Linked DNA regions of Homo sapiens: region 2 is linked to region 1. A link is a loop called in an ENCODE intact Hi-C map of the cell type or tissue named here. Cell type or tissue: OCI-LY7. All regions are shown on one strand. Each heading gives the region's core, and the rest is flanking DNA. Links, peaks and the distances in the headings are about the cores only.

Region 1 (5,374 bases), core at 253-5,252:
GCAGCGTGCCTGGTATCTGGTCCATCTTCAATACACAGCGATGGGGATGGTCTCATGTCTCCCTCCCGCTCCTTGGTCTTGGCAAAGATGAAGGACCTCGGGCTTCTAGAAGGATCAGCGTGCAGACCAGGGCTTCTGCATAAAGCTCCCCTGATAGCCAAGAGACAGGCCTTTCTGTTTCCCCAGCTCCTCCCACCTAGGGTAAGCCCAGCTCTGGTCAACCACACCCTTCCTTCAGGCGATCAGGTAACAGGATATCCAAGTGACACAGGGCAAATCTCTTCCCCTTCCAGCCTCAGTAAGCTCATCTCCGTGGCCAGAGTGGAACCCGTTAGACTTTCCCATGTCCAAATTCCAGGATCCCTTTTTTTTCTTCTTCATATGAATGGGATCAAATAACATGTGACTTTTGTGTCTGGTATCTTGCATTTAGCATAATGTTTTCAAGGCTCATTCCTGTGTCAGCACTACTTTTTTTTTTTCCTGCCAGATGTACGTTCATAAGTACTTAATTTTTTTTTTTTTTTTTTCTGGAGACAGAGTTTTGCTCTTTTTGCCCAGGCTGGAATGCAGTGGCATAATCACAGCTCACTGCAACCTCCGCCTCCCCGGTTCAAGGAATTTTCCTGCCTCAGCCTCCTCAGTAGCTGAGATTACAGGCATGCACCACCACACCTGGCTAATTTTTTGTATTTTTAGTAGAGACAGGGTTTCACCATGTTGACCAGGCTGGTCTCAAACTCCTGACCTCAAGTGATCAGCCCACCTCGGCCTCCCAAAGTGCTGGGATTACAGGTGTGAGCCACCACACCTCAGCCTCCAGAGTAGCTGCCTCAGCCTCCAGAGTAGCTGGGATTATAGGTGTGCACCACCACACCTGGGTAATTTTTGTTCTTTTAGTAGAGACGGGGTTTTGACATGTTGGCCAGGCTGGTCTCAAACTCCTGCCCGCTAGTGATTCACCCGCCTTGACCTCCCAAAGTGCTGAGCCACCAAGCCCAGCCCCAGCAAGTCTTTTTTTTGTTTGTTTATTAATGGCTAGGACTTCATTTGTTAATGGCTGAGTAATACTCCATTGTGTGGACAGACCAGTTACTTCTCTGGACATCTGGGTTGTTGCCCCTCTTTGGCTGTTACCAGTCATGCTGCTGTGAACTCTCATGCATAAGTTTTTGTGTACACAGATGTTTTCAATTCTGCTGGGCATATGCCTGGGAGTGGAATTGCTGGGTCACAGGGTGATTCTAAGTTTGTTTGTTTGAGGGACCTCCAGGCTGTCTTCCATTGATGCTGCACGTTGAACATGAGGGCTCATTCTGAATTCTCTACATTTACTTCCCTGTTAGGGGAAATCTCAGGGTTTTAGAAAAAAGCTGCAACAAAAGAAGTGGCCGCCCGTCCAGCCATGAAGCCTAACGAATTGCTTGGGACCTGTTGGCCCCTTTACCCTGGAGATCCACCCTCTGAGCTCTGCCGCGTGCCAGTTCCGCTATTGGGAGGAGCTCAGGAGGATGATGAGGATCCCAGAAAGTTCTATGCCCACTGCTTTCATCCTGGCTGTAGCCTGCCAGGAGGGCACTGTTATTATTATGGCCACTTTTTTGGATAAGAAAGTGAGGGCTCAGACATTATAAGACTTGCTGGGGCCTGTAATCCCAGCACTTTGGGAGGTAGAGGTGGGCAGATCACGAGGTCAGGAGTTCGATACTCTCCTGGCCAACATGGTGAAACCCCGTCTCTACTAAAAATACAAAATTAGCCAGGCATGGTGGCGGGTGCCTGTAATCCCAGCTACTCAGGAGGCTGAGGCAGGAGAATTGCTTGAACCTGGGAGATGGAGGCTGCAGTGAGCTGAGATTGTGCCACTGCATTGCAACCTGGGCAACAGAGCAAGACTCCATCTCAAAAAAAAAAAAAAAAAAGACTTGGGGCTGGGCTTGGTGGCTCAGCACTTTGGGAGGTCAAGGCGGGTGAATCACTAGCGGGCAGGAGTTTGAGACCAGCCTGGCCAACATGTCAAAACCCCGTCTCTACTAAAAGAACAAAAATTACCCAGGTGTGGTGGTGCACACCTATAATCCCAGCTACTCCGGAGGCTGAGGCAGGAGAATCGCTTGAACCTGGGAGATGGAGGCTGCAGTGAGTCGAGATCGCACCACTGCACTCCAGCCTGGGCGACAGAGCGAGACTCTGTCTCAACAACAAGAAAAACACTTGCTGGATGTCACACAGCCTCATAGTGACCCACCTGGGATCTGAAGCCAGGTGGCCTGACTCCAGGCTCTGTGACTGTAACCATGAATCTGCACTGCCAATGCCCCTTGTCCCCGAGCTGGTGGGGGCCTGGGGTGCACGTGGCGCTCTCTGCCCTCTGATATTTCAGCCGTAGAGGGGTCTGCCTCTGTTTGAAGAACCTGGGGGTGGAGATTCCATGTTGATGGCAAGAGGCCTCCTTTCTCTGATCCCAGGGGAGAAAAAAAGTGGGAAGGGGGCATACTGCCAGCCGCCTGGCCCCCCTGCCCTGTGCCCCTCACACAGCTGGCACCAACGTCAGTTCATGTTGCCCAAGCCATCTGGCTGATTAACCATGGCTGCCATCCCCAGGAGGCTCCTGGAGCATCAGAATGAGCTTATTACTCGAACAACAGGGCCCCTTCCCTCCTTGGAACTCCTGCCTGCCTCTCTCTGGGGACCTGTCCTCAGAGGGACTGGTGGGGAGGGAGGAATAGCTGGGCAAAGTCCTGCCCACGGCTGCCCCAAGAAGAGGGTACCTACAGCTTGCTTTAGGACAAGGACATGTAGGAAGGCCCCCTGGCCAGGTCATGTGCTCAGGCAGGGTCTGTCTGTCTAGAAGAGTCTCTTTTTTTGAGAGGAAGTCTTGTTCTGCTGCAGTGCAAAAGCTCACTGCAACCTTCGCCTCCCGGGTTCAAGTGATTCTCCTGCCTCAGCCTCCCGAGTAGCTGGGATTACAGGCACGTGCCACCACACCCAGCTAATTTTTATATTTTTAGTAGAGACGGGGTTTCGCCATGTTGGCCAGGCTGGTCTTGAACTTCTGACCCCAAGTGATCCTCCTGTCTTGGCCTCCCAGAGTGCTGGGATTACAGACGTGAGCCACCACACCAGGCTGGGAGTCTTTATTTTTAATTTTTTTTCTATTTCTAATTTTTAATGCATTTCAAACCGGGGTCCTTATTTTTTTGTCTTTTTTTAAACTATAAAGAAACAGGGTCTTGCTATGTTGCCCAGGGCGGTCTTGAACTCTTCGAGTCAAGCAATCCTCCCATCTTGGCCTTCCAAAATGCTGGGATTACGGGTGTGAGGCACCGCGGCTGGCATAACCAGAGTCTTTAGATACCTCTCTGGGCCCTGGGAGGCTGCCTTCATTTCAACAGCTTTAGTGAGACATACTTTACATACCATAAAATTCCCTCATCTGAAGTGTTCAATCCTATGAGTTTTAGTAAATCTATGTCATTTTGCAACCATCACCCCAAACTAATCTTACACATTTCCATCGCTCCAAAAAGAAACCATGTAGCTGGCCAGGCGCAGTGGCTCACGCCTGTAATCCCAGCAGTTTGGGAGGCCAAGGAGGAGCAAAGTCACATCTTACATGGTGGCGGGCACGAGAGAGTGTGTGCATGGGAACTCCCCTTTATAAAAGCATCAGATCTCATGAGACTTATTCACTCTCATGAGAACAGCAGGGGAAAGACCCACCCCCGTGATTCAGTTACCTCTCGCTGGGTTATGGGAGCTACAATTCAAGATGGGATTTGGGTGGAGACACTGACAAACTGTATCATAGGTTCATGCCCAAACACAGAGAGCCTCAGGCTAGGAGCCATCAGATCTCCGGGGCCTTCTTCCCTCCATGACCCCAACCCACCCTAATTCTGGCCATCCGAGCCTGAGCTGCTGCTCTGATGATCCCAGTGTGAGCCCAGAGGCAGCCAGCCCGTTTCCGACTACTGGGAGAACCCCAGGGCTGCTGTCTGTGCCTCCCGCTTTGGGCTTGGGTCCTGTGAACTTGTGACCTCTGCGGGAGAAAATCTCCCAGCAGACGGGGTTGACTGGGGCCTGAGCAGGAGGCCTGACATTGGCTCTGGTGCCTGACATGAGTTGGCTGAGTGTGACAAGAGGCTCCCTGGACAGAAGAAACAGTCATTTCCCAAAGTGCTTTCTGGGAATGATGGAGTTGGAAGCCCTGGGTTCAAATCCCCTCCCTGGCCCTCACTAGGCATTGCTGTTACCTCTCCGCATCTGTTTCCTCTTCTGCAAAGTGGGATGTAATCCATCTCAAAGCATTAGCTGTGGTTAAAGAGAATCAGGCGAGAATCAGGGTGTCACCTCCTCCAGGTCGGGAGAAAATGCTCTCCTATGGATTTCTGCAGCCCCTGTGCGTGGCTGGGGTCCCAGCACTGGTCACACAAGGCTGTCCTTTTCCGTCTCCCCTGGCTGACTTGGCTCCTTGGGAACAGAGAGTGTGCCATATTCACCTCTGTCCCCAGCTCCTCCTTGGGCCTGGTGCAGAGTGGGCGGCAGGGACTGAATAGCTGAAATGACAATCCCTCCTAGGCTGGGCGTGGTGGCTCATGCCTGTAATCCCAACACTCTGGGAAGCCGAGGAGGGAGGATGGCTTGAGGCTTGAGCCCAGGAGTTTAAGACCAGCCCGGGCAATACAGCCAGATCATATCTCTACAAAAATTAGTTGGGTGGGGTTGTACGTGCCTGTAGTCCCAGCTACTCGGGGTGCTGCGGTGGGAGGGTGACTGGAGCCCAGGAGTTCGAGGCTACAGTGAGCTATGATCACGCCACTGCACTCCAGCCTGGACCACAGAGCGAGACCCTGTTTCTGACATATTTAAAAGAAAAAAAATTTCTCCTCCTGCAGTAGCTCTGGGTTTGAGGATTTGGAAAGCTGGGCCTGGGGTCTCAGGACGGGTGGGCTTCTTCCTTGTCTTAGGTGGCCAAGGACAGCACCAGGCTGGGCTCAGGGTTCACGGGGGAAGGCAGGGAGCTGCTGGATGTGAACAGGGTGGGAGGGCTCCGTGCCCGGCTCCTTGCTCTGCTGCCCGTGTTGGGCGTGGGCCTGGAGCCGGCCCTCACGGGGTTCTAGAACAAGGCCAGCCAGTGCCTGACCCTCATTTTCACTGGCTGCTATCGTGGCTTGTCCTGGCTTCCCCAGGCGCGGCTCTCACCCACCCTAGCCCTGGGTGGTCCGTGCCCCTTCCTTGACAGATTCGGTCCCCAGGGGGGCTGCCCTACCCCATGGGATTTGATGTCATGGCCCTTTCATGCTTAAAAGGAGCAAAATCTGGTGGAACGGGGTCCAGCTCAGTGTGTGCGTCCTAGGCCTGGCTGTCCATC
Region 2 (5,374 bases), core at 266-5,265, 130 kb after region 1:
AGGCTCAGAGGCCACATGGTCACCATGTGTGGTGAAACCAGGAGAACCTCAGATCTGTTACCTCCAAGTGCATTTGCTCAGTGTATGAGCAAAGTCATTTGGATGGGCTGGCCTGCTGGGGGCAGAGGTTGCTGGAGACCAGAGAGAGACCAAGTCAATTTAGGTGCTGGTGGCCTTGAATGTCAGCCAGGTGTAACAGTGATACCATGTGTCATTTTGATGCTGGCCTGACACATGGTGGCTTTAGAAAAGAAGGGACCTGTATAAAATGTGTCCTGGTCATAATCACATCTATCTCTAACATGACTGATGCCCCTACCCCAAAAGAAAAGTTAAGAGATAAACCCTTAATTTCTGAATAAACAGTAAATGCAGTTATACTGCTGCTGAAAGCTGTTTAAGGTCTTCATGATAAATGACATTTTGATTTTAAATAACCATGTAAAATACAAGGTTATTTTTGTATTTCTATTGAGGCAAGTCAGTTTCAGACAAGGGATTCTGTATAGGTCTGCTCGAGACTGAACGTGGGCACATCCACCATAGCCTTATGCACCATGACCGTGCCCTCACTTACCTCTGGCAGAGGGGCCTGTGTGCTGCGTGTCTGCTTGATGGCCTCCTCATAGCGGGGGGGATCTTTTGTCTTGGCGACTGGACTCCCAAATAGAGAGTGCTGGACGACAAATTGCTGGGGTGGCGGGGGTGAACTAGGCTGTGTCAAATAAAGGAGGAGTGCACATTACCTCTTGGCAATAAACCTCTCTTTTCCTGGCTAGACTCGGCTCTGCTGTTCTCTATGTAGTGGCCAAATCAGGGAATTCATGAGCAGGTTCTTTTAAGCACCTGTGAGGCTGACAGCACTGGTGGCCACCTTATGTGCGAACGATCATCTTCACTGTGATAATAGCTGAGCTCCTCCTTCACAAGTTATCACTGTATTTTCAACAATTTTATCCCATTAACATTAGTCACTCCAAGCCCAAAGCACTAGGCTTTGGAATGATTTGATGCCCCTGCGGCACTGTCACTGACACACAAGCCTCACAGGGTTACCTTGTTGGGTGTGTTAGGTCCATTTTGCAGGGATGGAAGCGGAGCATTTCTGGATTGAAGAACACTGTTGGAGGCCTTATTGATAAAGGGCTGCTGGACAGCTGGGGCAGGATGTCTCTGATATGGAAGAACTGTATTTGATGATGCTGAGTTTGTGAAAACCTGTAATGAATAAATGTTTCTCCATTAATTTGTTCTTTGGCTTTTCTTAATGAAGTAAAGAAAACCATGTTTTAGGACAGGGGTCAGCAAACTTTTTCTGTAAAGGGCTGCAGAGTATATAGCTTATGATTTGTGGGTCACCTGGCCTCTGTTGTTACCACTTGGCTCTGCCATTGCAGCCTGAAAGCAGCCACAGACAGTACATGGATAAATGGGTGTGGCTGTGTGCCAATAAAACTTTATCCATACAAACAGGTGGTGGGTTAGATTTGGCCCACAGGCCAGGGTTTGCTTACCCCTATTTTCGAGCATATGTGGTCCCTTTACGCAGTAACTTGCCTTTGATGGTGGTACAGACAGAGCTTTGTGGAAAAACAGTGCTTGCTCTTTATAATTCTCCTCTTAAATGATAGCTGAATTTCTTCTATTCCTCTCTAAGGTGGGCTCATCTACTCTCAAGTCTTTTTTTTTTTTTTTTTTTTTTTGAGACGGAGTCTTGCTGTGTCACCCAGGCTGGAGTGCAGTGGTGCGATCTCGGCTCACTGCAAGCTCCGCCTCCCAGGTTCACGCCATTCTCCTGCCTCAGCCTCCCAAGTAGCTGGGACTACAGGCGCCCGCCACCACACCCAACTAATTTTTTGTATTTTTAGTAGAGACGGGGTTTCACTGTTGTTAGCCAGGATGGTCTCAATCTCCTGACCTCGTGATCCACCCGCCTCGGCCTCCCAAAGTGCTGGGATTACAGGCTTGAGCCACCGCGCCCGGCCTACTCTCAAGTCTTCAATGGCCATGACTAAGCTAATAATCCCAAGCCACTGCTCTACTTCCAACCTTGCTCCCAGGCGTCAAAGCCACTTACATCATCATCTTAGGTATCTCAAATTTAAAATATTCCAAACGATTTTTCTCCTTTTTCCCATTACCCCCTGCCTCTCAGCTTCTGAGGGAAAATAATTCTTGGTTCTGCTTTTTTTAAAACTTAGGTAAATAGGACTATCAGTCAACTCTGCTTTCTCCCTCAGTGTTCACACATCTCAGCGACGCCGCTTGAATCTGCCTCTGCTCTCTGCTGTCCTGCGCCTGGCCTTCACTATCTATCACAGGGATTCTGCAGCAGCCTTGCGGCATAGACCCCCTGCCACAACGTGTTCTCAAGGCATGGCCCCTACCACACTCCTTGGCTCTCCTGATTTGGGTAAAACCCTAATCTTTGGCTGGCATGTAAGCTTCTTACTACCTGGCCCCCTTTCCATCCTACCTAAAACCTCAACCTGCTGTGGTCACACTCAATTTTCCAGTTTCTTGAAAATGTCTTCAAATACAAGCAAGGCCCCATGTAAAACTGGTCCCCTTTGGAGAGGCTGTTTTCTGTTCCAACAGGCAAAGGTGAGAACTTCTTGCTGTGGAACTCCAAAATGTTTTGTTTAGCACCTCCATCAAGAGCCACAAGTTTTAGGGTCTTTTACAAATATGTGGCCATACTGCTGATATTGTAACTGTATTTCATAGAACTTGGTTTGCTCAAAAATACTTAACACGTTCTATACCACTAATATTCTAAAAAACCTCTGTATTTCATAAGCAGGAAAGTCTATGTGTATATACCTCAAACAGTACAATCTCCATGGTGATGAGTTCTGTAAATATACTCCTATTTGAAAAAATTAATTTTCCTTAAATTTGGTAAAAAATTACTTCCTTTAAACTAGAAGTAATGATTCCTAATTCTAGTGTTTACAGACTTAGTGAAAAAGCCCTTATTTATCCTATCTACATATTATTTTTTCCTTTCCTCCCTAAAACAAATTGTCTTAACATTGGAACATTTACTAAGCTTTTAATTACACTAAAATGGTATTTCGAGCTTTCCCCAAACTCAGTAACATACAACCATGATTCCTCTCGCAGAGGAGATTCTGAAGCAGCACACGTGTTACATGTGACTGCAGCTGTCCCCAAAGCTGGTTTCACCCAGACAGTTCACACTATCCTGAGGCAGATCACAGGCACAACTCATTACCTGGGTTCTTTCATGTTGAAGAGTAAAACTCTGGGATTAATAATTTTCAAGGTTTAAAAGAGTAAGACCTATTTTTGAGGCATAAGATTTTTCTGGCAAGGAGATGTGCACATAGCTCCACCTACTGGCTACCGGGGAATGCGGGAGAATTTTTTTGGTAGTTATTTGTGTAGAGGACACTGAATCCTAGACCACCAACTTCATTTTAAAGATGAGGTAACTGACTCTCAGAGAAGGTAAGTGAATTCTGCATGAGGCCAAACACCTAGGCAATGGTGAACTGGAATTGATAAGACCTTCTGGGCTCTTAATCTGAGATGGCAAAGTCTTACAAATGTATTTCAAGATCTTACTCAGCATAAACATTTTGGGAGTATCTTTTTCATCTTCAAATACCTTTTCCAAGGGAACAGCATATCTTTTTTTCCACAGTATGTTTAATTTGAAAACATTTATTTTAAAATTCAGTAAATTTAATATATGAGGATTGAAAACAAATACTTTTGAAACTTTCCCTTGGAAAAGGGGTTAACTGCGAAGGCGAGCTATCTTTCAGTAATGAAAAGGTCTTTCTCCATTCCAAATAACTGGGAAATCTGCAGCCAAATGGCATCTGACCTAAGGCTCATTCTATGGGAGATGGATCACAGAAAAGAATGAACAGGAACTTCCCAGGGCGTTTACAAAGATGCTTGTTGAATGGATGATCGGAGGATGGTAAAAATCAGCGACATTCTATTGCTCCTTGGCATTTACAAACCTTTCTGACTTGTTGAGGCTGACTGAGCACATGCTGCGGGAACGTGTCTTGTGTCTGAGGTACAGTTGGGGCCAAGCCTGAGGCCAAGGCAGCAGTTGGTATTTGTGCAGCAGTTGCTATCTGAGGCTGAGTCTGCATTCCTGCTTGTGGTGAAGTCTAGGAGGTGAATTGAAAAAAACATCAATTTAATTGTCAGAATCAAAGTTAGAAATCAGAACTTAGGTGTAGAATCACTGGTCACTTGGGGATTGTATCTAAATGAAATAAGACCAAGGTTACAGATACACACTTCATCTGCACAGAAATCTGAACTTTAATGATTCTAAACCAGAGAGGGAAACATCAGACCAGTCACTGCATGCTCTTATTATTCCTAAGTAGCTAAGATTTTTCATTTGAAAATTTTGAGAAAATGGAAATGGAAATAATAAGAACCTAAGGCAGTTCTACACATAATAGCTCAGGTACTGTAATACTTGAATAACAGCAAGGCAACTCGTGAGACCTAACTGTCCCAATTGCTGCTTGCAAGCGGTGTGTGCATTCCCTAGGGAGAGCCAGCAATGGGGCCAGGGCGCCCTCAGACCCAAGGATAAAAACACGGTTCTCGTTTCTACTACAGCAATGGAAGATTTGGACCAAAAAATTTAAGGATTTATTATGGAATAGACTTTCAATTTCACAGATACCCTAAAGATAAAACAGAGGAATCAGAATTTTTGCATCTGCCAAAGGGTCTGTGGGCCCTGCCTCCTAACCACAGGGGTACGAGATGATTCCTCTCGCCTGTTTCAGGTATTTGGGTGTCGAGGCTGAGGAGCACTGCTTCAAATGGTTTCTTGTTCACTCGTGCTCCATGTTTGGTGAAAACTTACCAAAACTGCATGACACGGTAAATACATAGGTTATGTACGCACAAAAGGGAATTTCATGCTCATCAGTGTTTTCTCATCTCTTTCAATTACATCCTCACTCCTAAATTTGTGGTCATGTTTTCCTTAGTTTAGACATCTTCATATAAGCAGTGACTTTCAAGAACTAAATGTGGGAGGCAGAATATAAGAATGGGCATAAGAATAAAGGCTCTGCGGGCAGAACACCTGGGTTTAAATGCCAGCTCCATCCTTGGGGGAACTCCCTGAGTACTCCTAGGCCTCAGCGTCCTTATCCAGAGATGGGTGGTATCACTTAGATCTTCTAGGAGAAGGGAGGATTAAGTGAAGCCGGCCATTTAAAGTACTAGATGCTGTGCCTTGCCAGAAAGTGCTCAGCGGCAGACTATGATCACAATGATCACGTCACTGGTGTGTAAAAAAATGTCTGCATGGATGATACTGTGTTCATTCAAGGGAAAAGGTAACAGGACTAGAAAAGCA

The links. Peaks named below come from ENCODE experiments on the same cell type or tissue, not always from the same donor. Only the 100,000 strongest peaks of a DNase experiment are listed, where the experiment ranks them.
Region 2: it touches region 1 in a loop (23-fold over the local background); 1 of 110 quality-filtered maps calls a loop at or near these places.

Annotation. Positions count from the first base shown.
Region 1 is chr16:14,373,326-14,378,699 of GRCh38, reverse strand. No RefSeq gene overlaps it. Among named protein-coding and RNA genes, the nearest start is that of LINC02130, 5.7 kb to the right of the region's middle. RefSeq lists an enhancer at 2,361-2,861 and a silencer at 4,208-4,383. In OCI-LY7, for the core only: a CTCF peak has its summit at 2,383; a DNase peak (open chromatin) is centred at 2,269; H3K27ac peaks cover 507 bases.
Region 2 is chr16:14,247,706-14,253,079 of GRCh38, reverse strand. It overlaps MRTFB (myocardin related transcription factor B), which reads right to left. Exons shown (of 17, transcript NM_001308142.2): 13 at 3,999-4,154; 14 at 1,057-1,218; 15 at 578-715. Among named protein-coding and RNA genes, the nearest start is that of TRT-CGT2-1, 36 kb to the left of the region's middle. In OCI-LY7, for the core only: CTCF peaks have their summits at 3,115 and 3,352 (motif pointing left); a DNase peak (open chromatin) is centred at 3,369.